4 separate regions of the Mus musculus genome follow, and all the other regions are linked to region 4. Evidence: chromatin loops called from intact Hi-C (ENCODE). Cell type or tissue: heart. All regions are shown on one strand. Region 1 holds the start of Mei1 (meiotic double-stranded break formation protein 1). Region 2 overlaps Cenpm (centromere protein M). Region 3 overlaps Mei1 (meiotic double-stranded break formation protein 1). Region 4 overlaps Srebf2 (sterol regulatory element binding factor 2).

Region 1 (8,000 bases), 100 kb before region 4:
ACTTGTCTTCTCCCTCAGGACAGTTCTTGGGAAGCATGGCAGTTACCCTGGTACCCCAGAGATAGCCAGGCCCACCCATCCCTGGCTATATGCCAAAGAACGGAGCAGCTGCTGGATCCTTCTCATACGTTGGTGCCAGCAGAGCCTGTTAGCCTGAGGTACACCTCCACAACTTTAGCCTTCTCTCTTCCAAACTTCCCTCCAGCTCAGAGTCCAAACGTCTGCCTCAGAGAGTTTCTACCCAGTCCTCTTAACCAACAATTGGAAATGTCCACCAAGGAGTGCTTGGAGCACCCACAAGGTCCCTTAGGACCATGGAGTCAAACCAAGACAGTAGGCAGAGAATGCAGTGAAGCTACTCTGCAATATCTAAACAAGAGAAAGAGCAGGAGGGAAGATGCTCAGGAGATACGAGCATCTAGAGCCTTCTGCCCAATAGACTCTGGAGTGGAGGAGGAGGAACAGGCTAAAGCCCTGGGGTACAGAGACCAGAGGCAAGAAAGAAGGGACACTGATGGCGAGATCTCAGTGTCAGAGTGGGAGAGGCAAACCCAGGTGAGGACTGCAGTGAGAGAACAAACTGAGAAACTACAGAGGAAAGCCCAGAGGGAGCCTGGAGAGGAGAGCTCTTCTCCCCAGTCTCACATAGGAGAGAACCAAGAAGAGTTCAGATGTAAAACTGACATAGCAACTCAGATACCAGCGTGGGTCGACCAGGAGGATGCTGTGGAGACTCCAACACTGGGGAAGAATGAGAAAGAAGCCAGAGGGAAGGAAGAGGCTGAGGTCGAGGCCCAAGGATTGGAAACTCAGGACTGGACGGGAAGTAAGGCTGCTGAGAATTCCCAAGGGCTAAAGTGGGGGACACGAGACCAGTTTGGAGGCAATACTGGTACAGAAACTGAGGTGGAGGAAGGAAGGAACAAGGATCAGATCGGAAGTGGAGATGGTGTGAAAATCGAGACATCTGGAAGGGAGAATCCAGGAGAATTCAAACAACAGGACAATGAAAAGACCCAGGCCCTGGGGTGGGAGAAACAGAGATGCATTAGAACTGAGAATGACGTCCAGACTCCAGCTGGGGAGCGTGGAGGACAGAGCAGCAGTGAGAACGACTGGAAGATCCAAGCATCTAAGGGAGAGAACCAGAATCTGTCAAGACAGGAAGTTGAACTGGGCTTGAAGAAGCTCAGAGAGGTAAGAGAAGAGGACTGGGTGGTGATCCAGGCGCCATGCTGGGGCAGCCAGAGTCTCAGGCTGATCGCAGTGAAAAGAGGACCATGCTGCAGAGACCAGAGCCAGGTCAGAGGAGAATATACTGTAGACATCTCGACACTGGAAAGTGACCAAAGAGAGGGTGGAGATGCTGATGCAGCAAACCAGGTGACACCCGAGGCAGAGGAGCAGGCTCGATCCAGTGAACCTGACATGGAGACTTGCATAGTACCGAGCCAGGATGAGGAAAAGACTGAAGAGGAAAATGGAATGTATGCTCTGGCACAAGGGAAGAGAAACCTGAGAGGGGCTAACGGCACAGATGGAGCACAGACCCAGAAACTTGGGGAAGAAAACCAGGGTCAGTTAGGAAATGAATCCCATAAAATGATTCACGGACCAAAACGGAAGAATCAGAAACAGGTTAGAGGCAACGATCATATAAATAACCAGACATCTGAGACAGGGAACTGGGCGGAGCTAACAAGCAAGAAAGGTGATATGACCCACGGGACAGGGTACGAGGAAGCTGAGGAGGCTGAGGGTGAGGACGGCACAGAAGGAATGAGAATCGTGAGAGGAGCCGGAGGGGAGGAAGGTACAGAGACCAAGGCAGCCGTGGAAGAAAGCCAGAGCCCGTTAGGTGATGTGGGTACAAACACCCATTCATCCGAATTAGAGAACCAGAAGGAGATGGGCAGCGAGGATGCAACAGAAGCTCGGGCCCCGGAGCAGAGAAACAAGACAGAACCCGGAAATAATGACATAAAGACCCAGAGACCTGAGAGCGAGAGCCAGGGACAGCTGGCTGAAGCTGGAGGGATCGGGGAACAGGCTAAAGGCGAGAGCACTTCAGGAAATGGGGCAGCGGAGAAGAAAAACTGGGGAGAGGGTGCAGGAGAGGATTGTAGAAAGCTGCAGCGGCCCAGGAGAAAGGATCAGAGACTAAGGTTAGGTGAAGTTGATGGAAAGACCTACCAGTTAGAGTGGAAGAATCAGGAGAACTTTAGAGATGGGAATGATGCCGACATTCAAAAACAAGGGAAGAGAAACCCACTATGTTTCACGGGAGACGATGGCTCAGACACCCGAGCCTCTGTGGGAGAGGACCAAAGACAGTCTGTGTGTGAAACGGATGAAAAGAGTCAGACACCGGGGCAAAGAAACCAGGGCAAGCGTAGAGACACTGCTACAGAAATCCAGGATGTCGGGGTCCAGAGAAAACGCAGAGCTGAGGGCTCTAAACTGTCTCATCCATCGGGGAGAGGAGACAAGGGCCGGGTTGGCAGGAAGGATGCTGTCAGGCCCAGTCCCCCAAATGACTCTTCTGGGAAAGTGGGGCCCACAAGGCAGAAGTGCAGCTCGGCTCAGCTGGCTTCTCTCACTTCCGGATATGGAACCCCCGGACACAAGCAACCAATGGCTGGAAATGGTGTCGACTCTGCTCCCGGTTCTGAAGAACATCTAAGTTGCCAGGGCAGAGCTGCTGCCTGGAAGCACAGGCGTGAAGTCAGTGAAAGAACCCAGAAGGCCCAACCTGGATCTCAAAGAAGACAAGAAAGGGACAAAAGGGTGGACCTAGGGAAGGCTTCCAGCCCGACCTGTCAGGACCCCTATCCACAGTCTCAGGCATCCTCTGTCTTTCCCTCTCTCCTCTGTCCCCAAGTCTCTCAAGCTGCCCCAGCTGTACCATGCGTACCAGTAGCTCTCAAAACCCTTCACAAATGGCCAGCTCTCAAGAAGAGCAAGCATCTGCTCCTGGAATCGCTCATGAAGAGGAGGATTGCACATCTGAGGTGGGGCCTCCCTCGACGCATCCTGGAGTCGTACTTGCTTTTTCACTTTTTAGAATCTTGCTCCTTGCCGCCGGCTGGAGGGAGGCTGCCTGGATCACGCACGAACCGGGAACGCCAAAGGCATCAGGAACGACATTGTGAGTCTCAGGCATCCCTGTTAGGTCTTGAGTCTCCAGTCGGGACTCAAAGCCGTCCAGTTCTTGAAAAAAAAAGTTCGAAACTTTGTACCCAAGTCCAGGCTGTAGAGAAGCGTAGACCAACCAAGCCTGAGCCAACGGGCAGCTCTATTCCACCTAAGAAACCCAGGAGAATAAGACCACCAGGGGGAGCAAGAGAACCACAGATCCAGGAAGAGGCCCCTAAGGCCAAGATCCCTGCTCCCAAGATTCCTAGGCCAGCGGTAGAGCCTAGGAGCTGGCACAACCCAGGAGGAGTCCCAGAGTTTTCCATTGAGAACAGCAGAAGCAGAGAAATGGTTAGGTCTGGAGTCTCCCATGTAGAAGAGAAGACTTCCAGCAGAGCGAAGGCCTCATCTAGTCCAGGAGGCTGCAACCACCTGAAAAAGGAACGCGTACCAAGGGAAGCCTCCGGGCTCCCCGCAAACAAGTATCTGCACCCCACGGGCGGAAAAAGTGGAAGTGTGAGACCCTCAGAGGACAGAAAACGAGCCAGCTCTGCACATACATCCAGCTTGAAAGGGAGTATCCACTCCGCGGCAGCCAGACTGAGCATGACCGTCTGGAGCAAGATGGCTTGGTCGACACAGCTGGCTAAGCCCCAGCACTCAACCCCCTTTCTCACCCCGAGGAATCCTACCCCACTTAACAAAGTGGGGGCTCCACATACAGACGTGAACTGCAGCCGATTCCCCACTGCTTTAGAGAAGGACCTGGGGCCACCAGGAGTAACTGTTTCTAGGATAGAGAGCTACCAGGAACATGAGACCCCTGGAAACTCAATGGGGACACCCCACAATCCAGCCATCTCACAAAAGTTTGGTTTTATGAGGCACTTGAGATATTTTCTCAGACAGTATGGCCTTAAAAAGTAGGCCACAGGCTCAGAGTCCTTAGGACACGTCAGAGAAGGCATGCGACGGACCTGCTTAGTCTCAGAGCCTCTAATAAAATTGGTTATTTGGATCCTGCAGGATTGCAGATTCCTTTGGTATGTTGTCTGATTGTTCTCTTTTGGGATTTGTGTCCTCTGTGGACAGCATAGCCACTTCTACACTGTAGTTTTGAAGGTTAACAGAATGTAGGGCGATCCAATCTCATCTACAACCAACCCTTACCTTCTCAGCCCCTTTCCCAGGCTCCCAACTCCTCTTGATAGATCACACTGCAGTTTGTTTTTTTTTTTTCCCATGCCTTTGTCTTGCGTGATTCCCAAACTAATCCTGATTGAACTAGGATACTCAGCTCCAGTTGTTTGGAGGGTTGGTTAGTGCTCTTCATGACACACTGTTTTAGAGTTTTACTGCTGGGAACAGACACCATGGCCAATGCAAATCTTATAAAGGACAACATTTAATTGGGGCTGGCTTACAGGTTCAGAGGTCCAGTCCATTATCATCAAGGTGGGAGCATGGCAGCATCCAGGCAGGCATGGTGCAGGAGGAGCTGAGAGTTCTACATCTTCATCTGAAGGCTGCTAGCAGAATACTGACTTCCAAGCAGCTGGGATGAGGGTCTTGAAGCCCACATCCACAGTGACACACCTACTCTAACAGGGCCACACCTTCTAATAGTGCCACTCCCTGGAGTGAGTTTATACACACCATCACATATACTATTATCCAGTCTCATTATTACAAAAAGGGAGGTTTTCAAAGGCTGAGAAACCATTGAGCAAGAGGAGACATAAAGATTGTAAGACCAAAAATTGAGGAGGACCAGAGAGAAAGGTGTTTTTCTGGACCCAACAGGATACTATACTCATAGACTCATAGCAGCTGTGGTTGCTTGTACAAGAGCTGTGCAAGATCAAGCCAGTCTACATTCTAGCATGGGATGGGAAGGCATTCCTGGATCCCTCTGTTCCTGAAGGGCTGTGGGTACTTGATGACTTCCATGGGAGGGGGCGAGTCAGTTTTCTTTAAGGTGTAGCTCCTGATAGGTCAGGCATTCTCTAGTGGATGTCCCCATACCATATATGGGCAGTATCAACTGGAATCAAGGATTTATTTAAAAGCAATAAATAAGTAATTAATTAATTAATTAAATTAAAAAAAATCACAGAGCCAGGAATGGTGGTGCATGTCTTTAATTTCAGCAGTGGGTACCCAGAGGCAAGTAGATCTTTGTGAGTTCGAGGCCAGCATAGTCTATATCAGGCAGCTCACAGCTGTCAGTAACTAGTTCTGGGGCACTTGATGCCTCTTCTGACCTCTATGGACTCCTATAAGCACATGGTACTACAGTAGAGAGTAAGAAAGGACCAATCCTGAGTGACTTGATGATTTATTGAGTGATTTAGTTAAAGCAGTTGCTTGTGCTGCCTGTTAGCTAAGCAAGACCTCACTTGCTACCTGGGACAGAATGACCTGTAGGAGTAGCTGAAACAGATCTCTGAGTTCCAGGCCAGCCTGACTTACATAGTGAATGCTAGGCCAGCCAGGACTACATAGTGAGACCCTGTCTTTGGAAAGTGGGGAAAGCAAGGGGTGTTCAGTTTTGGAGTTTTGCTGCCCATAAACCAACTTCATGGAAAATCCAATCCACACTGCCTCAGTTCTATAATATCACCCACCACAATTTGTTGTATTAGCTCACTATGGGCGCATTCTGGAGCTAATTAAGTGTTAATCTTCAGAGGAAATCTTATGGCGCTTCTGCCTTGTGAGTGCTAAGCGAGTGCTGTACCGCTGAGCTATCTTTAGCCTCTACTCGCTTGATTCCTTATAAAAGCCATATGTGTTGACCAAAGGTCACATAGAAAATGTAATTTCAGCTATTTGGGAGGTAGAGTCGTGAGGCTCAAGAATTCAAGGCCATTCTCAAGTGCACCGAGTCCTCTACCTGTGGGGCAAGTGGACAGCGCCACCAGACAGAAGAACTGGTAAGGATGAGTGAGCCCAAACCCCACAAATCTTGGAATTGAGAGCCAGAAGGATGAGGCCACTCATTGCCTGCTCTCTGCTCTGGAACAAGTAACCAAGACAGCCTATTGAATCCATGGCCATTAGTCTCTTAGCATAAAAACCTGGAGTGCTCCAAGCTTATAAGTCACCTGGATAGGTCCCTTCCTGGGCATTCCTTCCCAGAAAAGGGGTTTAATCCCTGGTTCACCTTGAATAGGGTGAACGCGTTCACATCCACCATTAAGGCAGTTTGAGCAAGGATGAAACAAACCATCTCTTCGTCAGGGATTGCTGTGGAAGGGAGGCCTTGTCATAAAGAGCCGAAATCTCCTGGAGATGGCCTTCTCTCTCCCAGCTCCTCCCAACTCTCCCTGAACTCACTTGGGGCCAAACCGAGTTCCACCCCGGACCTGGGCTCTGCCTTCCAGTTCCTGCCTGGCATGCCCTAAGGGAAGCATGAATAAGGGACCTCCATTCCCATCAGTATCCCAGTGGCGCCTAGGAACACAGGAGACTGGGAACCACAGATATCATCCTCCATCCCGCCGAGGACCGTCGTTACAGACTGCGGTATGCCTCCCCCGAGCAGGCATGCTGGCCATGTGCCAGGCACCCCAACAGGAAGGCAAGATGCACCCCAGTTTATCTGATAAAACCAAAAAACTCCCAAAATCCCGTCACCCAGTTAAGTTTTAATATGTGTTCTGTTTGTTTTTTCCACCATCGCCTGCAGAATGTTCCTATAATAACGCATCTCTCTACCTCTACACTGTGGTAAGCGTGTAAAACAGTTTCCAGTGATCTCTACCTTCTGGTGTTGGTGCCTGGTGTAACACGCCGGCTCCTTGAATGTGATTTGGGCACTATTGACTCCCAACAGTTGGGGTACAGTGGAAATGATGGAGCAGTCCTGTCTCAGTCTTGGGAGAATCAGGAATTTAAGTCATCCTCAGCGGCATATCTTGTTTGAGACCAGCCTGAACTACATCAGAATCTACCCCCCCCCTTTTTTTGAGACAGGGTTTCTCTGTGTAGCCCTGGCTGTCCTGGAACTCACTCTGTAGACCAGGCTGGCCTCAAACTCAGCCTCTTCCTCCCAAGTGCTGGGATTAAAGGCATGTGCCACCACGCCTAGCTAGAACCTAACTCAAAATAAACAGAAGGGAGAGATGGCTCAGAGGTTTGTTCTTGCAGAGGATTTGGTTTTAGTTCCCAGCACCCAAATGGTGACTCTAAGCCTCCCCAACGCTAGCTCCAGGGGATCTGACTCCCTCTTCTGACCTCTGCAGACACCAGGCACTCACGTGGTGTACATACATACACACAGGTTAACACTCATACATAAAAAATTTAGTGAAAACAAAAAAGCAAATAATAGCAACATTTATTTTTTTTCTTTATCAAATCTGACAACTACTTTATAAACGCTTTGAGCACACATTCCTGATGAGGTCCACGCACAGTCCTTTTGGGTTTAGTTGCACACAATCCACAGTTCTAGCCTCCAACACTTTGCCTTGCAGTGGCTGCTCGCCCGCGCGTCGTCGGGGCGCAGGAGGCTCGCGCTCCTCCACGTGCGCTCGGAGCGCTCTTCCGACTGCGCTTGCGCAGAAGCGGCGCGGGAAAACCTGCGCTGCAGAGCCGGGGAGGCGAGGAGGTGGCTGCGGGGCAGATGACGGCTGCTGACCATCCCGCGTTTGGGAGAGATGAAGAAGCGGCGCTGCTCCTGGAGAGGACCCATCACCGGCACGATCCGCGCTGGCTGCTGCCCGTGTCCCCTCACGTCTGCATGGCCTGCGCGTTGGAACTGCTGCCGGAGCCCGGAGTGTCGGTGCGACCTAAACCCTCCCTCCTCCTCAAGGACCTGGTGTGGCTATTTCCCTCACCCTCCTCAGCAAGCCAGCTTC
Region 2 (8,000 bases), 70 kb after region 4:
TCAGACATACTGCCAGGAGCAACTGCTCCCCGATGTCTTTGGTAAGGTCTGAGGGCACCTGCCTGCCATTTAAGTGTCACTCAGCTCTGCTGTGCATCAGCAGCAGGCCAGCCCAAACCCCAGAGAGGTGCCTCTAGTTCCACGGTCCCTGCCAAGCTTGGCAGGGAGCTGGCAGCAGCGACAGCCTGAAGCTCCCCAGCGCCTGGAAGGCTCCCAGGCCCTCGCTGGAGAATGTGATGCCATTTCTCTTGTTAAATGGCACCAGGTGGCAAAGAAAATGTGGCACAGGGACCTGAGGCGGAGATGTGCACATCACACTAGCAGAGCGGGTTAAGAGGAGAGCAGCTTCCTGTTGTCAGCAGGTGACATAACAGTGTCCCCATGCTTTCTTTAGCTCAGATGTTGCTCCAGCAGCACCGCCTCTCCCGACCCCACTTTAGGACCCAGGGTACTGTGGTCTGGGAACAATGTTAGTCCCTAAGAGAAGGCTGGCCTTCCAGTCCATCTCTAGGGACAGTGCACATGTTCTCATTTGCTTGCAGCCTTCCCCCTATTTCTGGATCCACCTGTGCTGTCCCCCCTCCCACTCCCCAATGACTGAATGTCTTGTCAGGGTCGCCTGAGTCAGACCTGTGGTACTGACAGAGCACCTTGGCAGTCTGCAGTGAGGGAGGTTTTTCAGCTCACAGGACTGCTGCTTCCTCAGGCATAAACCCCTGTGTTTCCATCTCTTGGACCACACAGAGCTCAGGGCAATGCAGGCTGTGCCCCAAAGGGCACACCTTTGGCTCTCATGAAGCCTGTAGGCCTGCTGGGAGGGTGACAGGAGCTGCCACTGCGAGAGCACAGCCCTGTGAAGCGTGAAGCACTCTGCAAGTGTCAGGTGACGTGTGTGGCCTCAAGGGAACCTACAAAACTGGGATGCAGGGGGGGCTACCTTCAAGACAGAAAGGTACTTCAGGCTAGGTGTGGTAGCGCATGCCTTTAGTCCTAGCACTCAAGAGGTAGAGGCAGGTGGATCTCTTGAGTTCAAGGACAGCCTGGTCCAGGAGAGTCAGGGCTACATGGAGAAATCCTGTCTTGAAGAAAAAACCAAAACCAAACCCAAACCCAGAGAGGTAAGACTGACCCTAACTTCACAGTAGGGCAGGGCCTTGGGATGTTCTGGAAGGAGCTATGGTCTTTGCGTCATCCGAGTGCGGTGAGCTCAGGACTTGGCTCCCCTGCTCCCTCAACAGCACCCCCAGGTCCCGTGTGTTAAGCCACCTTCTGAAGAATTGGGGACTTTGACGGGGCTGACAGGACCAACCCAGCTCTTTTACAACCTTCTCTTTGGATCCAGTGTGCAATGCCACAGTCAGCTTGTCACTTCTCACACTCCGACCTTGCAGCTGTCATTCCTGATGTGAGAGTGGCTTTACAAATCAGCTCAGTCACTGCGGGGCAGGGGTGGCACATGCCTGTGATCCCAGCACTCGAGAGGCAATGGTCGGTGGATCTCTGAGTTCGAGGCCAGCTTAGTCTACAGCCTGAGTTCCAGGACAGCCAGGGCTACACAGAGAAACCCAATAGCTCAGTCTGTTTTGTTTTGTTTTTGTTTTTTTCGAGACAAGGTCTCTCTGTGTAGCCCTGGCTGTCCTGGAACTCTCTGTAGACCAGGCTGGCCTCGAACTCAGAAATCCGCCTGCCTCTGCCTCCCGAGTGCTGGGATTAAAGGCGTGCGCCACCACTGCCTGGATTGCTTTTTTTTTTTTTTTTTTAATGTGATTGGTAGCTTGCTGTTACAGTGTGAGGCATGACACTGTGTGTGATCTACAAGAGAGACCAACAAGTTGTAGGGAGCAATGTGGTCTTGGGCAGCAAGCCACCTGCCATTTCCTTCAGCCCTCTCAATGTGAGTAGAACCAGCTCCACTTACACGAGGAAAAACAGGCACCAGAATACAACAGCCGGGCTGTAAGAAACGCAGGGCCTGGACCTGACATTTTCCCTGGGCTCCTGGAAGCCACACTTTGCCCCCGCAATTGTACTGAGTCAGTTTCTGCATCTACAACACATTTCCTTCCTTCCTTTCTTTTTTTTTTTTTAAAGCCATGGCTCTTTGTTCCAAAATCTTAGGTGGATTATGATGTTAGACAGGTGCAGATGGGACCTCTGTGGGGTGAGACGAGAAACGGGAGGCTGCTGGGGTCTCGCTGGGCTCTCTCCCGACTCCTGCCCAGCAGACCTCCCTGGTGGAGCTCAGTCCTGCAGTGAGCAGGCTGCCTCTGGGCCTGTCAGGCCCTGACTGGTCTTCACCAACAGTGGCTGCTTTTGGAACTGGCAGCAAACGTGTGGAGGGCAGTAATGCTCACAGCTCCTTGGATGGGGGGTTCTCGGGGCTCCGCAGCAAGGACATCAGGTTCAGCGCGGAGACGCCTGGCACATGGCCAGCGCAGATCTGCAGAATGCGCACCAGACGCCGCGCCATGGCTGCACGAAAGCTTTCCACCTTCAGGGAAGAGCAAAGAACAGCAGTGAGGGGGTGGCTGGCCCGGTGGACACACTCTGAGAAGCTTCTCAGGTGGAGCTGGAGGACGAGAAGCAGGGGTACCTTAAGGTCACATCGGGCAGCTTCCTACCTCACTCTTCAAACCCAGAGACACTGAGCCCCAATCAAGAGGAAATGGGGGACTTGACGAGCAAGACTGCTAAGGCCAAGGACACTGTCAAGCACAGGGTCACAGAGAAGTCACTGCCCAGGTTGGACCTCAACCACTGCTAGTTCCAGCCACTGCAGGAAGCCACAGGGACAGAAGAGGATGGACAGGATGTGTCACCTACAGGTAACCCCTTTATTGGGGTGGAGGGCCCAGGGTAGCTGGGGGTGAAGCTGTCCGGGCCCTGAACCAGTGAGTTCTGGGCAAGTAAGAGACACTTGCAGACATTTTCGGAAAAGCAAACGGCGCTCCATTAGCGGCCCCAGGGCACTGTCAGCCTGTCACTGACTCCCTGCAACCCTGCTTCATCTCTACAGGCAGCGCCATGCTACCAGCTACCAGCTGTCATGCCGGAAACCTCAGTTGTCCCTTACTCGTCTTCCTGTCACCTCACATCTGTCCGCCAGCACTTTCTGTTCAATGTCCAGGAAACAGCAAGGACTATGGGCCACTCCGTGTCACTCTCCCCTGGACACCAATGACTCCAGGCCACTCAACCCTTCCAGAAAAAAATCTCTAAACCTTGTCGTCGTTTCTGCCCTTCTCTCTCTCTTCATCTCTCTCACAGCCAGAGCAAAGCCACATGTCTCCTAGGCTCCAAACTTCAGCAGTTCCAGTTTCATTCCAAGTAAGAGCCAGAGTCTTTACCGACTCCAGGACCTGGCCATCACTGCTAACATTTTCCATTGCTCCCCCTCCCCACAACCCACTCCAGAACTCAGCTACTCCTGCCCGGCCTCTCAAAAGGCCCCTAGACACACCAGCAAGCTCTAGGTCTCTGCACTTTCTGCTCCTGACAGCACTCTTCTGCAGACTGCACCATGTCCACTGCCGAGACACGAGCTCTTTCCTGCCTTGGTATCCATTCTGCCCACGAAGCCACAGCCTTAGCTCCCATCTGAGTCACTCTCTCTTACTTTACAAACAAACAAGCACAAGTGGCCTGTTTGTGTTCCTGCCGAGAGCACAGTCAGGATGTATATATGTATATACCGTTTTGTTCTGTGCGGTGCCTCTAATGCCTACAGCGGGTACTGAGGCACACTGTGCAGGTGAGGTATTTTCAGTCACCCTCTTCAAACGTCTGACTCCTCAACCTCCGGCTGCTTTAGCCTGAGTGCCACGGCTGCCTCCTGTCACTCAAGCCCCGTGCAGACATGCCCCGCCCATTCTGACCACAACAGCCAGGACTGCCCATGTCATATGGGAAGACATACTCTGCCGGGCTAGATTCTGACAAGACTGGGCCAGTGTTTGCTGGACTTGTGTGCCAAGCAGTAGCACAGGGCCTGTTGGTAGACAACTGACACTGGGGAAATCACACACCTCTTTAGAGCAGTGGGTCCCAGCCATCCTAATGCTGCCACCCCCCCCCCCCAACCATAAACTGACTTCACTGCTACTTCATAACTGTAATTTTGCTACTGTCTACATGAGAATATAAATATCAGGTAGGCAGGAGACACAGGTGGAGAACCACTGCCCTAGAGTATTTCCCTCCTACAAAAGACAACTAGCAACTCTTGCTACACAAAGGCCTCCAAATATGTAGAGGTTCCAACTTGGTAAGACAAAGTGTATGCCCTGAGAAGGCTCCTCAGAGGCCTGCAGGGACCGCTGGTCTAAAGATGGGCTCTTCATCTGAGGGATGGAGGCCTGCCTCTGCGCAGGGATCGGAAGCCCTGCTGCCAACTAGAAACACACAGGAGTCTCTTCTCCCCTCTACACACCCGGCCCAGGAATTTCCTTTCTTTCTTTTAAAAATTACATTAAATAGGGAGGGGAGGGAAAAGGCTGGCCAGTGGTGACCTTTAACCCCAGCAGAGACAGGAGGACCTCTGAATTGGAAGACAGCCTGGTCTACAGAGTGAGTTCCAGGACAGCCAAAGCTATACAGAGAAACCCACCCACGCACGAAGGTCAAAGGACAACTTGCAAAGACTCCACTCTCTCCTTCCTTCATACAGGTCCCAGGGACAGAACTCAGGCTGTGAGCAGTGCCCTTAGCTGCTGAGCCACATCTCTGCCCTATTCCAGTCCTCGAGCCCCATGAAAACTCAAAAGCTGGTGTGGCCTGCCACCTTGTGGCCATATGGGAAACTGCAGCAGCACCTGTCATCCAGGTTAGCAGGCACGCCATAGCCACCACCTTGGTTATGGAGCAAAGATGACTCTTCAGAAAAAAATAAAACTACTGAGGAGTGGGTGCCAGGTGGCTCACAGAAAGCAGGCCACAATGGGAAAACGGCTGCAGACTAACGGGCTGGCCTAACTTACAGCGGTGTGACTGAACAAGCTGAGTCTTCCTGGAGCGTTTCCTCAGAGCTTTGTTATGAGGAAAACCTGGCAAGGGAGACACTTCCGGTGTGCTGGGATCACTGGGTGCCACCTTTGAAAGCAGAGCTTGGAGCTAGTCAGGGATTCTAAAACCAACTGTGAGTAAGACAGATGAATGGAATATAAACCTTGATCAGTGCTTTGGTATCAGGGTGATGTAGGGGGCAGTGTAGCAACCAGAACACAGTAGTGATGAGGCTGGCCCTAACTGCAAGCCAAGGCATCAGTACCTTATGTGTACGGGTGCTCTGCCTGCATGTATATCCATGCACCATGCGCGCGCCTGGTTCCAGAGAAGGATAGAAAAGCAAAGCGTATCAGATCTAGAGTTGTAGACAATGGTGAGCTGTTACGTGATGCTGAAAACCAAACTCAGGTCCTCTGTAAGAACAGCAAACGCTCCCCACCAGTAAGCTACCATCCCGCCCAAGCAGCACTGTCTGCTGGTGACTGCTGACTTAGCTCTTCCTACGACTCCCTTGGCTAATTCAGCTCAACTTAGGTCACACGTTAGTATGGTTCTCTGTGTGTGTGAGATAATTCTGGAGTTTTGGGTTTCTTAAAAAAGAAAGAAAGAAAGAAAGGAAGGAAGGAAGGAAGGAAGGAAGGAAGGAAGGAAGGAAGGAAGAAAGAAAGAAAGAAAGAAAGAAAGAAAGAAAGAAAGAAAGAAAGAAAGAAAGAGAAAGAAAGAAAGGATAGAACTATAAGAATGTGTTTTTGTCTTGATCCCAGGTGTAGTGGTGTGGCACTGCTGCGGGCGTCCACAGCAGCTGACTGTGATTTCCCTGTGCTCTACCAGAGGCGTGGTTTTGCCAGCTGCAGACAGTTTCTGAGATTGTGTGACGTTTGGAATTCTGGGAACTTTTCAGAAGGTATGTAAATGCTAGAGGCCTGAGGAGCAGGGGTGGGTGGTGTCGGTTGTTAAGGGAGATTGGTTAAAGAAATTGGATTCAGAGATCTCTATACCCCTTTCTCCCCTCTAGCCTTCTTTCTATGTACTGATGGGAGAATAAAGGGTAGGAAAAGAACTCACAAAGTAGCTAAGACTGGCTTCAGGGAGGGGCTAAGTTCTACTTCCCATCTAAGTTTATGGATCACCTGAAGTCTGCCATCACTGGCACAGACCAGAGACCCCATAACAGGAAACTCCAGAGCACAGAATGTGTGGAGTTCTATCCTTGGGGAAAGGTGCCAGATCCAGGATCTAACTGTTCAAACCTTGAAACCAACAAAAAGATCCCTTGGAGCAACTGAGGAAGTCAGGTCCGTGGGTAGGACAGCTCAGGCCCAGAGAACCTTCAGTAATCCTCCCAGGGAGTGTACATTAACTCCTGTAGGATAACAACACGTGTCAGCGGAGTGTGCACTTCTGGGGCTCCGTGGGTAAGTGTGCTTGCTGTATAAGCATGTATCCAGACCCTAGCACACATGTCAAATGCTGGGTGTGGCTGTGCGTGCCAGTAACTCTACTGCTGTGGAGGGAAGGGAGCAGCAGAGGCAGGCAGGAGGATTGCTGGGGCTTGCTCGCAATCAGTCTAGCTCCATGTTCAGTGACGACCCTGCTCAAGGGAACCAGGCAGATGGAGATAAAGGCCACCCGATATCCTTCTCTGGCTTCTGGGTATGAGCAGGTACATGATCCATTACACTGTGTTCACAACACATACACAAAATAAAAATTAAAGAGAATGGGAGAGGGGGTGACTGGGAGGAGGGGTAGTGAGCGGGATAAAAAGTGAGTAGAAAAAGACAATATAGAGAAAACGCATACCAGCCTTCTATGGCCAGCCAGGGCTCACTGGTGAGCACACTTACAGAAGCTTAATGGATTAGAATGGAAGCAATACACCCAGCGACATAACTGCCCATCTAACAAACGCCCCTATTACTTGCTGTGTGACCTGTCCTGTGACACTACCTGACACTATAGACAAGGTCAGGCACTCTGACTGCAGGGAAGACACCGGGATACGCTGGTTAATGAGACAGACACAACACCGTATCTCCTAAGAACTTACCTTCCAGCAGGAGAGTGGGATATTAACAGGGACTTCCAAGCACACCACAAGACTTGAGCTAAGCCTCAAATCACAATTACATGGCTCCTTCCATATCAGGTGTCATCTCAATTGGAGACTTGGGGACCGTTCAGGAAGCAGTCCTGATATGCTCACTGTCTGTTCACCGCCCTTTCTTTGTACTGAACTATAGCATGGCCTCAATGAGCAGGGTTCTCACCTGTAAATCACAGAGGAGCAGCGGGCTTCGGTAGGTGTGGGCCAGTTTTATAACTGTGTTCTGGTGGACGCTGCAGTGGCTTTCCTGTCCCGCTGCAAAGAAGCCAGGCACACACACTTGAGGCTATACCCGCCCGAGATCGACCTGCAGCTGTCTCCCAAGGGCTGCGATTAAGGGTGTGCACCATCACTGGCCACCTTCAAAAGTACATTCTTAACTGGGGCTGGAGACATGGCTCAGCAGTTAATAGCACTTACTGTTCTTCCAGAGGACCCGAGTTTGAGTCCCAGCACCCATGGTGGCTCAGAACCACCTGCAACTGTCTATAACTACAGTTCTAGAGGACCCCATACCATTTTCTGGTGTCCTCAGACCAAAAAAAAACAAACAAAAAAACAAAAAAACCCATGTACATAAAATTACAAAAAACAAAACAAAACAAAACACTCCAAAAAACCAACAAAACTAAATTTTTAAAAAGTCAGTAGTCAGGTAAGGAGAACCTCTCTGCAGGCTACCTCCTCAAGGGTCCATAAGTACGACCACTCTAGCTAGGTGGGGTGTAACAAGAAGGGGCCAAACTTACCCCCTGTGACAAGGAAGCACACTTTCCCCAGGAAGAAGCTGCTGTCCACGTGCTGCAGAAACTCCTCCACTTTCTGGAGACTGGGACAGGAGAAGCCAGGCAAGAAAACAACCATAAGACAGAAAGACGCAGTCTCTATA
Region 3 (8,000 bases), 90 kb before region 4:
CTGCCAAATGTATTGTTAACCCTAGATGGGTCACAGACTCCAGGGCATACAGTCTGCTTGCCGCGAACTCGGACTGTCATCATTTAAGAGTTAGACTGGACACTGAGGACTCTAGGTGTGGTTGAGATCAGAACTGAGCAAGGGCATTGTTTAAAACGGCTGGGCTTAGAATTATCATTGCCTTTGTAAAACTGTATGCACTGAGACCGCACTGCTAATCATCCTATTCTTGCCTCCCTCTGCTCCAAGGACTGTTAAACAGTGTGGAAGATGGGAGTATGGCAGACCTCTGTATTGAAGGTAAGGTGTTCCTCCTGAAGCTGTGTATACCTACCATTCAAACTGGGGACTATTAGCCTGAATTGTAGCCCTGGCTACTGAGTGGCTACTGAAATTGCTCACTTAGGAACGTAGGAGGGAACTCAATGAGTTGATAACTGATTCTGTTTTTTCTCAGGCATCACCTCTTTGCTAAGTACTGCATTAAGCATTAGAGGTATGTCGATGCTAGGATGTGGCCAGGCTCACTAAGAATTCACAGTCTGCAGAGGAGACTGGTTGGTAAATTAGTGAGGGTAGATGAGCGCTTTTACAGAGAAGTGGATGACGGGCTGGGCATAGAGGTGTGTGCCGTGAATCCCAGCATTCTGTTGCAGAGGCAGGAGGATGTCTGTGAGTTTGAGGCCAGCCTGGTCTACATATTGAGTTTCAGGACAGCCAGGAATACATAGAGAGACCCTGTCTTTAAAAAGGAAAAGAAAGGTGCCTGGAGAGATGGCTTAGTGATTAAGAACACTGACTGTTTTTCCAGAGGTCCTGAGTTCAATTCCCAGCACCCATGTGGTGGCTCACAACCATCAGTAATGGGATCCGATGTCCTCTTATGGTGTGTCTGAAGACAGCAACAGTGTGCTTATATACAATAAATAAATAAACAAATCTTTAGAAACAAACAAACAAGGCATTGTCAACAAACACTTTTTGTTTTTGAGCCATGTGTGGTGCTCACGGCTATAATCTCAGGATTTGGGAGGTGGAGGCAGAAGTATCAGGAGTTCAAGGCCAATCTTGGCTACCTACCAAGTCTGAAGCCAACAGATAAAGAAACTGGGCTGGAGCGATAGCTTAGGGATTAAGTGCACATATCGCCCATGCAGAGAATTTGGGATCAGTTCCAGCACCTAGTAATGATTCACAACCATTTAAAATTTTAGAAGAAGCTGGACGTGGTGGCTCATGCCTTTAATCCCAGCACTCGGGAGGCAGAGGCAGGCGGATTTCTGAGTTCGAGGCCAGCCTGGTCTACAAAGTGAATTCCAGGACAGCCAGGGCTATACAGAGAAACCCTTCTTTAAGATTTGTTATTATACATAAGTACACTGCAGCTGACTTCAGACACACCAGAAGAGGGCACCAGATCTCATTATGGGTGGTTGTGAGCCACCCTGTGATTGCTGGGACTTGAACTCAGGACCTTCGGAAGAGCAGTCAAGTACTCCTACCCACTGAGCCATCTCACCAGCCCCAAACCCTGGCTTCATAGTAGCTGTACTAAGAGAACTTCAGCAATATACTCACATCTTATATTAAGAAAAATGTTTTTTTTTGGGGGGAGGGGGGGCAGTGAGATGACCCAGAGAGTAAGGACAGGTGCTATCAAAGTCTAATACCCTGAGTTCAATTCCTAGGACTCACGTAATGGAGGAAGATAACTGACTCAAAGGTTACCCTACACGCATGCGCGCGCGCATACACACAAATATATATAAAATGTTTTAAAATGCAAACATATAAATTAGTACATATATATACATGTATAAGAAAATTTAAATAAAATATACTTTGATATACGTATATATGCCTACATTTTTCATATTTAAGAATTGTTCACATAAAGTATGTGGGCCCAGATGTGGTAATACATGCCTCTAATTCCAGAATATGAGGAGGTAGAACCAGGCAGACCAAGGGCTCAAGATCAAACTCGCCTACATAATGGGTTCAAGGCCAGCCTGGACTACATCAGACCTTGTCTCAAAGCAAACAATAAATAAATAAAAAATAAAGATACTCAGGCTTAGAGATGCTTATTTAATTGGTCTAGAATGGGACTTGAAATATTAACATTTTTCATCTCTCTTTCTTCCTTCTTTCTTTCCTTCCTTCCTTCCTTCCTCCCTCCCTCCCTCCCTCCCTCCCTCCCTCCCTCCCTCCCTCCCTCTCTTTCTTTTTTTCCTTCCTTCCTTCTTTTTCTGTGGCCTTGGGGGTTGAATCCAGGATATGAAGCATGATAAGCAGTCACTCCCCCGTAACTATGCCTCAGTCCCGTATTAGTATGTTTTTGAAGCTCTTTAAAGCCTCAGTGATTCCAGGGTGTAGCCTGAGATGCTAATATAAAACAATGAAGATGGGTACATGTACTTTAATGAGGGAGAGAGATTATTTGCAAGAAGCAAATTACTGCCATGCTGGTAGTTTGAGTAGGTGTGCGGTTGTCTTCCGGGTTGTAATGCTGTTGCATCTCTCAGTCCTTGTCCAGCTCACTACTCAGCCGAATATGGAACAGACCATCCGTTGCCTAATGAATGAGTGCCACAGAGAGGTGAGCGTATAGCTGAGGGGTTCCGAGACCCCTCAGAACCCCCCGATTCTGTCAGAGCTAAGCTGGTCCTCTTTGCATAGATGGAAAATTAAACTCTAGAGAGTTGCTGAAGGTCCCACCGTTGGTGACAGAATCTGTACGGTTCTGAGGTTCTAGCACACTGTACACTGTACAATGTCCACTTTCAGAGACCCGAGTTCTGCTTCTGTGCACAAAGCCTCATCTTCCCGGTGTAACCATCCCATGGCCCATTCTCGGGGACTTCCTATTTACACGGCTCTTTCTTTCTCTCTCTTTCTTTCTTTCTTTCTTTCTTTCTTTCTTTCTTTCTTTCTTTCTTTCTTTCTTTCTTCCTTTCAAGATTTATTTATTTGTTATATGTAAGTAGCTGACTTCAGACACTCCAGAAGAGGGCGTCAGATCTCATTACGGATGACTGTGAGCCACCATGTGGTTGCTGGGATTTGAACTCAGGACCTTCAGAAGAGCAGTCAGTGCTCTTAACCGCTGAGCCATCTCGCCAGCCCCAGAGCATATTTCTTTGATGAATTTATAAAGGAAAAAGATTCCTGTCTGGATTTGGTATTTTTGCTTGGTTCTGAGTTGTGTGTATGACTTGGTATTAGTATCTGAAGTCAATGGTGTACAGTGTGTATAACATGCTCTCTTTATTATGTTAAAAGCCAGTTAAACCATCTTTTGTATTATGCCTAAGATTGAGGAATAATATCAGAACCACTTTTTGTTTTGGAGATGTAGCTTGACTGGCCTAGAACTCATGGAGATCTGCCCACCTCTGCCTCTTGAATGTGGGATCAAAGGTGCATGTCCCCATGCCCAGCTTAGGATCATTTTTTATTTATTTTAATTTATTTTATAATATTTATTTAGGAAGACACATGTTCACATTAATCTAATTAAGAGCAATATTTATACATTGTATTTAAATTATCATATAATTATTTTATATGTGATTAATAGATTAAATTTCTGATTATATTAGCTATCCACAACGATGCTGCCATTAACCTTTTCGATCACTTGCTCGATATTACAGGCTGTGAGGTGATTTGCATGCAACATCTTTTTCTTTTTCTTTTTTTCTTTTTGAGATAGGGTCTCCATACATAGTCCAGGCACTAAGCTTTTGATTCTCTTGCCTCAACGTTTCAAAGACTAGCATTATACCCAGCTTATATGAAACATCTCTTTACATTTAAATTAAAATTTTATTTTATGCATATGGGTTTTTTTTTTTGTCTGCATGCATGTCTGTGTAGCGCATGCATGCCTGCTGCCCTCAGAGGACAGTGTTGGATCCCCTGGAGCTAGAGCTCTAGATGGTTGTGAGCTGCCATGTGGGTGCTGAGAAACAAACATGGGTCTCTTGAAAGAGCAGCCAGTGCTCATTACCACTGAGCCATCTCTCAGCCCCCCCCTTTTTTATAGTTTAATATATTTTAATAGCAAACTTACAGGAACAGCACAGAAGACTGACAACATTAAAAACTGCCTCCTGAGTGTTGGGATCAAAGGCGTGCAGTGCCAAGTCTGGCTGATGTACAATACCTTATCCAGGCTCATCAACAAACGTAAGGGAGTGGTGTTCTTATTTTCCACCGGAAGAGTCTATGCAGTAGAGAAGGCCACTCTTCCTGTAAATCACAAAACATAGTTCTTGTCCCACGGAGAGTGTAACAATAAGAGCTGAGCATGGTGGTGCAACCTATAGTCCCCAGCCTCAGCTATGTAGAGAATTTAGGCTAGCCTGGGCAAGATGAGATCTCAAAAAACCAGTGAAAAGATTCACATTTAACATAATCAGCAAAATTATGTTTATTCAAACCATGTGACATTCACCCATCAGGCTGAGGGTGCAGTTCAGAGACAGAGGGAGGCCTTGTGTTCAAACCCAAGCACTCCATCCACACAAAGTTAATATTCAATAGTGGTAGCTAAAATATATATGTATATACATTTAGAATCAGTAGTTTATCTTTGTGAGGGTTCCAACTTTTATCCTCCAGTGTCTAGTTCTTAGAGAGGCAACACATGCTGTGTGTGTGTGTGTGTGTGTGTGTGTGTGTGTGTGTGTGTGTGTGTAGGTTGAACATAGGATCTCAAACATGCTAGGCACATGCTCAACCATCAAGCTACGCCCCAATCACAATATGCTACTATGAACACCGTGTAACAGCCATGTACTAAGCTAGGACCTGAGGCCATAGAGAGGAAGCTGGCTTGCTCCCTTACCCCAGCAGTTCCCAGGTGAATGGAGGAGAGGGCGACTTAGTTAAGGCTACCTGCGGTGACAGACATGCATAACAGGTGCTACCTGGGTAGGGCGAGATCTGCACGGGAGAGAGGGCAGCTGTGATCCTGACTGGGCACATGTTCACTTCCTGTAGCTGTGTAACCTGCGCTCCATGGGAGGCAGCCTGGCCACCACGACTCTCCTGGGCAAGCTGGTGGACACCATTCCTGGTTTGGCGGACGAGCTTGTAATGGAGCACGGTGAGTTTCCTGTGGAGGGGGTGGCTCCTACCCTTTCCAGCTTTGGTCACATTGCCACCTGGGCGTCCTAGTCAATTTAACTCTTCTTCAGATTTGCAGAACGTGCCTCCAACCTACAAGCTGCCTCTGGTCTTGGGCTTTTCGTTGTCATTGTCATTGTCGTTGTTGTTTTGTTGAGACAGGGTCTCACTACATAGTCCAGCCTGGCCTGGAACTCACAGTTTTCCCTCAGTATACTGAGTACAGGAATTAGAGGCGTATACTGCCATGTGTGGCTCTTTCCTCCCCTTTAATATAAATGGGTTAAGGGCTTACCGCGGCCTTCCTTTTGGGTGAAAAGACGAATTAACTCTGGGACACAGAGCACCTTTGCATCTTATATATGTAATTTAGAGTGTTTGTATGTGTGCAGGTGTGTGGTGCAAGCCACAGAGAGTTTGTGGAGTTCAGAGAACAATCTCCTGCCACCTTGTGGGATCCAGAGATCAAACTCAGGTTGTTAGGTTTTCAGGCAAACTTCTTTCCTGGATCAGCAAGGTTTCACAAACCTCGAAGCACTTTAAAAAATAAAAAAATCGGGCTGGTGAGATGGCTCAGTGGGTAAGAGCACCCGACTGCTCTTCCAAAGGTCCAGTGTTCAAGTTCCAGCAACCACATGGTGGCTCACAACCATCTGTAACAAGATCTGAGGCTCTCTTCTGGTGTGTCTGAAGACAGCTACAGTGTACTTACATATAATAAATAAATAAATCTTTTAAAAAAAAAAGAAAAAAATCAAAAAAATCAGTGAAATGTAAATCCCAGAGGATTGACTGTTAACTTTTTTTTTGTTTTGTTTGTTTGTTTTGTTTTTTGTTTTTTGTTTCATACTTTTTTAAAAAAAGATTTATTTACTATTATAAGTACACTGTAGCTGTCTTCAGACATACCAGAAGAGGGCATCAGATCTCACTACAGATGGTTGTGAGCCACCATGTGGTTGCTGGGATTTGAACTCAGGACCTTTGGAAGAGCAGTCAGTGCTCTTAACCACTGAGCCATCTCTCCAGCCCTGTTTGTTTGTTTTTAAGACAGGGTTTCTCTCTGTAGCCCTGGCTAATCTGGAACTTTCTCTGTAGTCCAGGCTGGCCTCAAACTCAGAGATTTACCTGCCTCTGCCTCCCACGTGCTGGTATTAACAGTATACACTACCACTGCCTGTCTATCCTTTAAGTTTTGACTTTCTCTTTTGGTCTTTAGGAAACATTTCTTGTAGGTGATTTGGGAATTCACTACTATCTCACTGAGATGACAATTTGGATTTTTATTTTTCTAAAAGAAACGTATCTATGTAACGATTTGTTTATATACATGCCTGCATGAATATACAGGTGCTCAAAAAGGCCTGAGGGAGCGTCATATCCCTGGGAGCTGGAGTTATAAGGTGGTTGTGAGCACCTTGATATGTGTGCTGAGACCTGAACCCAGGTCTTCTGCAAGAGCAGTAAGTGCTCTTTGCACTGAGCCATTTCTCTAGGGCCAAGTTTGGAGTTTTATATGGTAACTCATGTAACATTTCTTGTTTGTTGCTGAGAGATGGTTTGATGGCTAAGAGGACTGACGTTCAGTTCCTAGTATCCACAACTGCCTGTGGCTCTGTATCTGGCACCCTCTTCTGTCCTTCATGGGCACCTGCCATCTGCATTCACACGCACAAACCCACCCACAGACACATTAAAAATAAAACTTAACTCGGGAAGCAGCGGCAGGTAGATTCTGTGTTTGAGAGAAACCCTGATTTGGGGGTGGGGGTGGGGGGCCAAGAAGACCAAAGCCAACCAACCAACCAACCAAACAAACAGTAAAAGACTTCTTGCTCCTCTCCTCTCCTCTCCTCTCCTCTCCTCTCCTCTCCTCTCCTCTCCTCTCCTCTCCTCTCCTCTCCTCTCCTCTCCTCTCCTCTCCTCTCCTCTCCTCTCCTCTCTTGCTCTCCTGTCCTCTCCTCTCCTCTCTTCCTCTCCTCTTCTCCCTCCCTCTCTTTCTTTCTTTCTTTCTTTCTTTCTTTCTTTTTTTTTTTTTTTTTTTTGAGACAGGGTTTCTCTGTGTAGCCCTGGCTGACCTGGAACTCACTTTGTAGACCAGGCTGGTCTCGAACTCAGAAATCTGCCTGCCTCTGCCTCCCGAGTGCTGGGATTAAAGGCGTGCGCCACCACGCCTGGCTTTGGTTGTTTTCTGAACAGGCAACTTGATGGAACATCTGTTGAGGGGCTTGGTTTACCCCAATGAGGGGGTACAGGCTTCCATCTGTTACCTCTATGGGAAGCTCTACTCCTCGCCCACGGCCGCTGAGATGCTTTCCGGCCATTTCCGGGAGAAGCTGTGTGCCCTCTTCCTTTCCACCTTGGACAGCGCCCAGACAAAGGACCTACAGATCAACTGCTTGGGTAAGACAGTGTGTTAGAGAGTAAAGGGACTGGCTGTTGCAGGCGGGGCAGAGGTTTGCTGCACTGGAGAGAGCCAAAGGCCCTCCTGTCATTGGGAGGAGAAGATGGAGGAAATAGAAGTCTTTTTGCTTTGGGTCTTTGCTGCCTGAATTTGCTGCCAATGTGAATTGTTTTCTCCTATAGAGTCTCTTCTCTAGTCAGAAAAATCTGACCTCTTCTGGCCTCCAGGGTAAAGTCTGGGTTCCCTGCTTGTGTGTGTGTGTGTGTGTGTGTGTGTGTGTGTGTGTGTGTGTGTGTCTCAGTATATAACCTAGGCTTGCCTTTAGCCCTGTCTTCCAGACCAGTGCCACCATGCCTGGCTGTTGAAGGATTTTAGGAGCTTCAGGTCTCTTGCTTTGCTCCTTACGTGAATGCTCACAGCATGGTGGAGGCTTCTGAGTCGTGAGCTGTATTTTATCATC
Region 4 (8,000 bases):
TTACGTGCTTACTGTTCAGTTAGCTTTGGGGAGGGGTTGGTGGTTGCTTTTATGGTGGTGAAGACAGAACCTTAGAGCTTACTGAGCTCCGTGCCCAGATCTCGTCCACTGACACTGAAAGCAGTGTGTGGCCGATTTTCCAAATCCCTTCTAACACACTTTCATTTCGCCTTTACTGTCACTCCGGGTCTGTATGGTATTTTTCTCCCAAGTTGTGATTTATATAAATGCAAAATAAAGACATGTTTGGAAATCAGCGGTGGTAGTACACACCTTTAATCCCAGCACCCAGGAAGCAGAGGCAGGAGGAACTCTGAGTTTGAGGCCAGCCTGGTCTACGGAGTAGGTTCTAGGACAGCCAGATACAGTAACAGAGACACCCTATCTCAAAAAAAGAAAACAGATAAAACCAACCAAACAAACAAACAGAAAATAAATGGCTAGAAGCCAGGCGTGGTGACACATGTGTGTAATGTTTGTACTCAGGAGGTGGGACGGGAGCCTTCAGGGTCCTCTTCAGCTCCATAAGGAGTTCAGAAAGAGCCTGGGGTCCATGAGACTGGATCTCAGTACCCTACACACACCAAGAACGGGGGTGTCACATGTTACTGTTATGTTAGCCACATAAAAGTAATATAAATTAACAGGGCCAGTTGTAATCACCTTCTATAAATTTAAATAAAGCATACATATGATTTCTAAATAGAAAATACAATTTTCTTTTAGACATGAATAGTGTAATGGCTTTTTAAAAATTATTTAAATGATTTCTGTATGTGGGGGGACACGGGTCAGTTCTCCCCTCCACCACAGGCATTCCAAGGATCAGCTCAGGTCACCAGGCTTTGTGACAGACTTCCTCATTCACCAGGCCATCTTGCTGGCCCTCCTTTATTCCTTTAACTTTTAAACAAGAGATTTATTTTATGGGTATGAGTGTTTTTCCTGCATATAAGTGCACTGCATGTATGTGTGTGCACCGTGTCCATACCTGTTACCCACAGAGGCGGGTACATCTTGAGACTGGAGTTGCAGGTTATGAGCCACCATGTAGGTGCTGCGAATCAGACCCAGGAAACATCCTTTGAAAGAGCAAGCAGCCTGTGTGCTCAGCCACTGAGGCATCTCTCCAGCCCTCGTTGGTTGCTGCTGTGTGCCTCAGCCTCTTGAATGCCGGAATGGTGCACATGGGTCATCACAGCTGGCTCTGATGTCTTCTGCTTGTGGAACCTGGGACTCTGGGTGTTAGTCAGCTGCTATACCGCTAAGCTATCTCCAGCCTAGGTTCTTCTAAATGGAACCTTGTGTTCAGGAGCTCTCAGATAGCTGGACGAGAGGTGTCGAGTCCTTGGCGAAAGCCTTTAAGTAGGATGGTGAGCCAGCATAGAGAAAGAATAAAGGTGATCTTAGCAGAAAGGACATGGTGGTCTTACTCTGAGAATGACTCACCAACCCCAAACTGGTGCAGAAAGAGAAGTGGGTATCTTTGAAGGCTAGGTGAGTGGGAAGTGAAAGAAAGCTGTGGGTGTTGGAGGGCTCAGGACTGGGCAGGGCCGAGAAATGGCTCAGAGGACCAAAATTCAGTTCCAAGCACCTACAACCATCTGTAACTAACTTGAGCTCAAGGGGGAATCTAACTGGTCCCCTGGAGCACCCACATAAGCTGGACAGACAGATGTTCACGCTTCTTAAATAAAGAGAGAACAATTTGCAAGAAGGGCTGAAATGTGGTTTGTAGCTGGCAGGTGGCTCAGCAGTTCAGAGCACTTGCTGGTCTGTAGAGGGCCTGCGTTCAGTGGCCTGCACTAGGAGGCAGCGCACAACCATTTGTAACTCTAGTTCCAGGCGTCTTGTTTGAACAATGGCTGTGCAGGTCAGATGGTGATTGGTGTCTGACAGAAGACTAGTTGAATTGAAAACAGGGTGTGGGGTGGAGTGATAAGGTGCCATAGAGAGAAGCTTTGAAACAGTCAGTCTTAGGGTGAACCTGTGGCAGAGAAGAAAACCTGTGGAAAGTCCTATTGAAAATAGCTCTTCTGGGTGAGACAGTTGAACGGGCTCCAGCCTTGGGCTATGGAGACTGGAGAAGTCAGTACTTCATTCCCTCCCCACCCCCCCTCCCCACCCCTCCCACCCCGAACTGCAGAGGTGCCTTCTGGGTGCCTGGGAAAGGAGGAGAGAGCCGGACAGAGAGAACTAGGAGGCCACATTGAGTTGCTCTAGGTTTCTTGTGTGCTTTTTCTCTTGGGGGTGGGGTGTAGGCATGTGAATGTGCTGATAGTGGAAGCCAGAGCAAAGCATGTAGCCTTGGCGGCATGGTAAACGCCAAGTTATATGGTAAGTTATAGAGTAACTTACTGAACTGGGGGTCAGCTGTGAGTCATAAGCACACTCAGCCACGCCCGGCTTTTTGTATGAGTGCTGGGGATTTGAACTCAGGTTCTCATATTCACAGAGCAAACACTCTTACACACTGAACCAGGCCACCGCCTCCTTCTCCTTCTCCTCCTCTTCTATCTCCTCATCTTCCTCCTCCTTATCATCTTCTTCCTCCTTCTCCTCCTCCTCCTCTTGTTTTTTCAAGACAGGGTTTCTCTGTCTAGCTCTGGCTATGGTGAAACTGCGGATCAGGCTGGCCTCTGCTTCCTAAGCACTGGGATTAAAGGTGTGCACCACCACCATCCGGTCTATTTTCTAAATTTGTTTATAATAAATATATTATTCCTTTCATGATTTTAAAAATTGTCTAGAGCTGGCAAGATGCCTTAGCAGGTAAAGGCACTTGTCACCAAGGCTGATGGCCCGCGTCCCATCACTAGAGCACACACGGCGGGAAGAGAAAACTGACTCACCCCTACCTCTTTATACATGTGCCTTGGTATACACAAGCTCCCCCTGCCCCGTAAATAAATATAACTCAAAAATAAAACATATTATCTAACAACATTCATAATAAATATAAAGTGTAAGAATAACATTGTACTAATGTCTCAACGAATTAATAAAATATGTATTGAAAAAATAAGTAGTGGGGCTTGCAGAGGACACCCCAGCCACATGGCAGCTAGTAAAACAGTCTGTAACTCCAGGGGATCCAGCGCCCTCTTCTGTCCTCTGTGGGTACTGCATGTACGTGGTGCTCAGACACATTCAGGGAAAACCCCCATACAATAAGAATAAGTGACCTTTGCTCTGTGCAGTCACTCACTGTAGTCTAAGGTCTGAGGAGACCAGCTTTGGCAGTATGGTAAACCCTGAGTTATGTGGTAAGTTATACAGTAAGACCCTGGCTAAACTCTTCATCCTACCCCACCCTCACTCCCCTAAACAGAGTAATGACCTCTGTAAACCAGTTCTTCTCTTACCTCTCTGGGCTAGACAACAAATACCCATAGGACTATTAGCTGACTGTGTCATTTGAACACATTGTTACTCCATCTGGGGCGCTTTGGATGTACTCCTAATCAAAATTAATCTGATCAGGAGCCTGAAGTGATGGATTAGTGGCAGAGAGCCCTGGCCGTACTTCCAAAGGACCCAGGTTCAATTCTCAGCCAACCACACAATCTGTAACTCTAGTTCAGGGTTTCTGGTATCACCTGCATACATAGAGATAGACAAGTATGCCGGCAAAAACTCAATGGCATAGATTAAAACAATGCAAATTTGCTCTGATCATACTTTGATGTGCACTAGAGGCTGCCTGGCTAAGGCAGCCAAGATATGTTGTCGTCTCTAGGTCATAAGCTCCGTAGACTATACATGAACTTCTGTTTCTGTGAGGCATGAAGCTATTTGAAATGCACAGGTGCTAAAAACCTCCCTCTAGTTTTGTTTCTTTGCTTTTTTTTTAAAGAAGCAGAACCCAAATGTAGATTCTTGGTGCCCCAAGCAACTTAGCCTCAACTTTTAGAGACTGCTAAGGCTGGGGAAACGGTGGAGAAGGAAGTGAGGTGTGCTTGGGTGTGCCGGCCACTTCCGGGGAGCCTCTTTGCCCCCGTGCTCTGTGAACTGCAGCTGGAACACAAACTCCATTTTCAAAGCTTCATAAAACCTTTTCCCAGGCCTTGCTTTCCCTGGCTTCATGGCTCTCTGTGGAAATGAGAGCCCGTGTAACTGCCTGACACAAAACTCGGAGTGGGGAGCCATTCTGTGCTCTCACGCGGTGGAGGGTGGAGTCAGAGCATGACTGTTCCTGGAGCCTGCACCTCAGCTCCCTGCGTGTCTCTGCATGGCGCTCCTTCCCACAGTCGCTCATCTTGCCTTACCACTTGGTTAGGGCCTGCTGCTCAGCTTTCTGAAGTTGGCTTCACTGATACTTTCTATGTAAGCGTTGAAAGGCATTTTACTTTAAGAAGAAAAGAAAAAAAGAAGCAGCGGCCGTTCCATTCCATCTGCCTACACGCTCTTAACCTGCTTTGTGAACTAAAACCCTGTGACCTTTGCACACCAGCCGGTATTGCACCCCCCCCCCAGCAAAGGGAGCTTTGAGAGCTTTGAGAGCGAGCGCTTGGTGGAGTAAACTTTAAGCAGGCCCAAGTGCGTGTGCAGTGGGTGCTCAAGGGGCTTCCTGAGGGCCCGCCCCTTGCTGGCGTTTTGCATAAATTATCTTATTTCACCTCAGAGCAAAGAATCAAGTGTGTATTTATGTCCCAGCCAGCCTTTTGTGGTGAGAGAGAAGTAATCTGTCCTCACGGCTCCTGGAGCTGCCTTCCTGAGACCCAGGCCCAAACAGCACCAAACCCAAGCCTGTGCGCCCTCCCTCGGACTGCCCTTTCCTTTGGTTTTATGGCACTTGGGAAGGGCTGGAGAATTGCTAGATTTCTCCTAATCATCTTAAAGTTTCCCATAATCTCGTATTATGCTCGTGCGCCAGGTGTGCGTTTCATTTGTGTTTTCTTCTGAGACTCAGGACAGCTCTTAGTTAAAGTGTGGAGAAGGACTTGCCCTTAGTTGACCTTTGCCATGTCTGTGACTTGTGCCCTCCCACGTACGTACATCAGACTGGAGCAGTGAGGTGTTTGTAAGTGGAGCTGACATGCCTGGCTGGTTGAACGGCGATTGAATTGCTAAGCTCCAGTTGCTCCGTTTGGACCGCACTAGGAATCTCCAGTAACATGCTGCTTGCCCCACATACGACTCGGCTTCCTCAGACACCTCCCCTACTTTCAGAGACTTGGAAGGGACTTTCTGGGGCAGAGGAAGAGGACTTGGGGGAAGGAATGGAGACGGTGCTTTTTGGTTTGGAAGGCTGGTCTCTCTTTATTCTTATTATTTATATTATTTACTTTGTGTTGGGTGCATACTCCATGGCACATGTGTGGACGTGAGAGGACACCTTGTGAGAGTCAGTTCTTTCCTTCCTCCATGTGGCTTCTGGGGTTCAGACTCAGGTCGTCAGGCCATGCCCAGTGTCTTTTCCCACTGAGCCATTGTGCCAGGCATGGGGGCTGTTCTTGCCACAGTGGTTTGTTTGGTGTCTGAATGAGAGCATCAGAGGCTAAGAGAGCCTCTGGAATTCCCGACCACTTTTCAAGAATAATCACTCATTTCATGGGTACGCGTTCACGTCTTTCCTTTTAGAGTATCTTACACGTACGCCCCAGGAACAGGAAGCGGTCATGAGAAACAAGAGTGTCTGGAGTTAGTGGAGCGTATGGAAGCCTTCCCAGGCTTGAGGCTTCAGGGGAAGAGGGATTCAGGGGTTACAGACACTTGGAATATGATCTAGAAAGGAGAGCATAGTTTCCAAGGGGGCCCCACAGACTTCTTTCCCAGTGGGGAAAAGACACAGCCAGAGATCCACAAGGGCCCTGAAAAGCATGGAACCTGGTGCAGGACCAACATCTCTCTGCCTCTGCCTTCAAACGGGGCTCTGTGGTAATGAAGGTGAACGAAATGGTATGGCAGAAAAATGGATCTAAACCGGGCTATGTGCTGGCAGTGTGTGTCACTGTGTTCTAGCTCTTTCCAGGACTTTCCGTCCTTTCTTCTCTAAAGGTTCTTGACAGCTGAACTGCTGAGTGTACTCTATGCTGGCCTCAAACTCAGGAGCTGAGCTCCTGCCTCGGCCTCCCGAGTGCTGGAATTACAGGCATGTGCCACCATGCCCTGGGCTTCCCAGGTCACCCACAATACCGAGATATGTTGATTGAATACCCAGATTGGTTGAAGGAGATGACCAGAGTGTGTCTATTGAGGATGAAAGGGGCTAGGAAGAACTAACGTTTGGTGCAGCTACAGCCCAGCAGAGTTGGGGCACTGCCACAGAGAGCAGGGCTGAGAGTGGAGGTTGCTTCGTGGCCAAGGTTACTGCGCTCCAAAGCTTTCCGGCAGTGACAGCCCACCCTCTGCTTCCTGTGGGTTGTGTAGACCCATCCTGATCCATTTCTGCTATGGTCTTAGCATTGGCAAGCTGGACATGGTGGCTTATACCTGTAATCTCAGCACTCAGGTGGCAGAGGCAGGAGGATTGATGCAAGTTGTGGGTCAGCTAAGGCTATCTAGTAAGACCTGTCTCAGACAAGACAAGACATTGGATGGTCATACACTCTATTTTCCTATTTTGGGTAATATTGCTTATGGTGCCTAGAGTGGAGCCCAGAGCCCTGTGCATTTCCATAAATACTGTGTCACTCCCAACTCTAGTGCATCAATTTCTTCATCAAGTTTAAAAGTTAACATTTGTGAGCTGAGAATGGAGCCCTGTGATAGAGAACACATGCCTAGCATGTGTCAGGCCCCGAGTTCAATTTCACAGCACCTCAAAAGAAATCACCAAGAAATTAGTAACCTGAAGTTGAGGTTATTAAAGAGCCAAATGAGAGAAGTTAGCTCTCAGTTCAGTTGTTGGCTAGTCAAGGATACTGGCTAGACTCTAGGCATAGGATTACTTCTCTGTGCCCACAGATTACATACAACTCCATGGGAAACATTGGGGGTGGGAGGAGTACCAAATAAAGATGCCTGTGTTCCTTGGTCTACTGTAGTAGACACAATCCCAGAGCTTAGGAGACTGAAACAGGAGGTTTGCTGTATGTTTTGTTTTGAGACAGGGTTTTTCTGTAGAGCTGAGCTGTCCTATGCCTTGTAGACCAGGCTGGCCTCGAACTCACACAGAGACACCTGCCTCTGCCTCCGGAGAACTGGGATCAAAGGCAGGCACCACCATGCCTGGCTCAGGAGGATTGTTTTTTGTTTTTTTTAGGAGGATTGTTTTAAGTACCAGGTCAACCCAGTCTACATAACAAAACCCTGTGTCAAAAAGACAAAACCAAAATGTTTCTATTTTGGGTAGCAAAAGAATGACTCCTTTTTTCTTTCTTTCTTTTTTTTTTTTTTTTTTGTTGTTCACAGAGATGCTACAGTTTGTCAGCAATCAAGTGGGAGAGTTCCCTGATTTGTTTTCAGAGCAACTTTGTAGCTCCTTCCCTGGAGGTGGCAGCAATGGTGGCAGTGGCAACAACAGCAGTGGCAGAGGCAACAATGGTGGAGCCACAGACCCTGCAGTACAGCGGTCATTCAGCCAGGTCCCATTATCTACCTTCTCTCCCTCAGCTGCCTCCCCTCAGGCTCCGGCCCTGCAGGTCAAAGTCTCTCCTACCCCACCAAGGGCAACCCCTGTTCTCCAGCCGCGACCCCAGCCCCAGCCCCAACCTCCAGCTCAGCTGCAGCAGCAGACGGTGATGATCACCCCGACGTTCAGCACCGCTCCGCAGACGAGGATCATCCAGCAGCCTTTGATATACCAGAACGCAGCGACCAGCTTTCAAGGTGACGCAGAAGTCAGGGCACTTGGTGGCTTCCGGAGCCTCCGTGCCAGTGTGCAGACAGACACTGCAGACCTAGCCTCCCTGAGCGGGAGAAGACTTTAGTCTGGTCCTGTCTGGACAAGTTTGTGATCATTGGCAGAATGGTGCAGGGATGTATCTCCTTTCTCAAAGGCTTTAATGTCTCTTAGACCTACTTCCAAGTCCAAACCTGGGAAAGGCCAGGTTGTC

The links. Peaks named below come from ENCODE experiments on the same cell type or tissue, not always from the same donor. Only the 100,000 strongest peaks of a DNase experiment are listed, where the experiment ranks them.
Region 1: it touches region 4 in a loop (7-fold over the local background); 6 of 42 quality-filtered maps call a loop at or near these places.
Region 2: it touches region 4 in a loop (4-fold over the local background); 2 of 42 quality-filtered maps call a loop at or near these places.
Region 3: a loop joins it to region 4, with 2.2 times the contacts of the local background. A loop is called at or near these places in 6 of 42 quality-filtered maps.

Annotation. Positions count from the first base shown.
Region 1 is chr15:82,062,381-82,070,380 of GRCm38, forward strand. It overlaps 4930407I10Rik (RIKEN cDNA 4930407I10 gene), which reads left to right. Exons shown (of 2, transcript NM_001166475.1): 2 at 1-4,158. The coding sequence ends at 4,062. Mei1 (meiotic double-stranded break formation protein 1) reads left to right here and starts at 7,737. Exons shown (of 31, transcript NM_028897.3): 1 at 7,737-7,924. The coding sequence starts at 7,766. In heart, a CTCF peak has its summit at 3,334 (motif pointing right); a DNase peak (open chromatin) is centred at 3,321; H3K4me3 peaks cover 396 bases; H3K27me3 peaks cover 6,950 bases.
Region 2 is chr15:82,232,019-82,240,018 of GRCm38, forward strand. Cenpm (centromere protein M) reads right to left here. Exons shown (of 6, transcript NM_025639.4): 4 at 7,861-7,940; 5 at 7,275-7,366; 6 at 1,744-2,491. The coding sequence ends at 2,351. Among named protein-coding and RNA genes, the nearest start is that of Cenpm, 8.7 kb to the right of the region's middle. In heart, no CTCF peak of the experiment used is centred here; DNase peaks (open chromatin) are centred at 93 and 4,773; H3K27ac peaks cover 1,085 bases; H3K27me3 peaks cover 699 bases.
Region 3 is chr15:82,072,590-82,080,589 of GRCm38, forward strand. Mei1 (meiotic double-stranded break formation protein 1) reads left to right here. Exons shown (of 31, transcript NM_028897.3): 3 at 250-300; 4 at 2,529-2,602; 5 at 5,011-5,116; 6 at 7,336-7,539. Among named protein-coding and RNA genes, the nearest start is that of Mei1, 6.5 kb to the left of the region's middle. In heart, no CTCF peak of the experiment used is centred here; no DNase peak of the experiment used is centred here; H3K27me3 peaks cover 1,022 bases.
Region 4 is chr15:82,162,382-82,170,381 of GRCm38, forward strand. It overlaps Srebf2 (sterol regulatory element binding factor 2), which reads left to right. Exons shown (of 19, transcript NM_033218.1): 2 at 7,357-7,773. Among named protein-coding and RNA genes, the nearest start is that of Srebf2, 19 kb to the left of the region's middle. In heart, no CTCF peak of the experiment used is centred here; a DNase peak (open chromatin) is centred at 3,110; H3K4me3 peaks cover 465 bases; H3K27ac peaks cover 4,151 bases.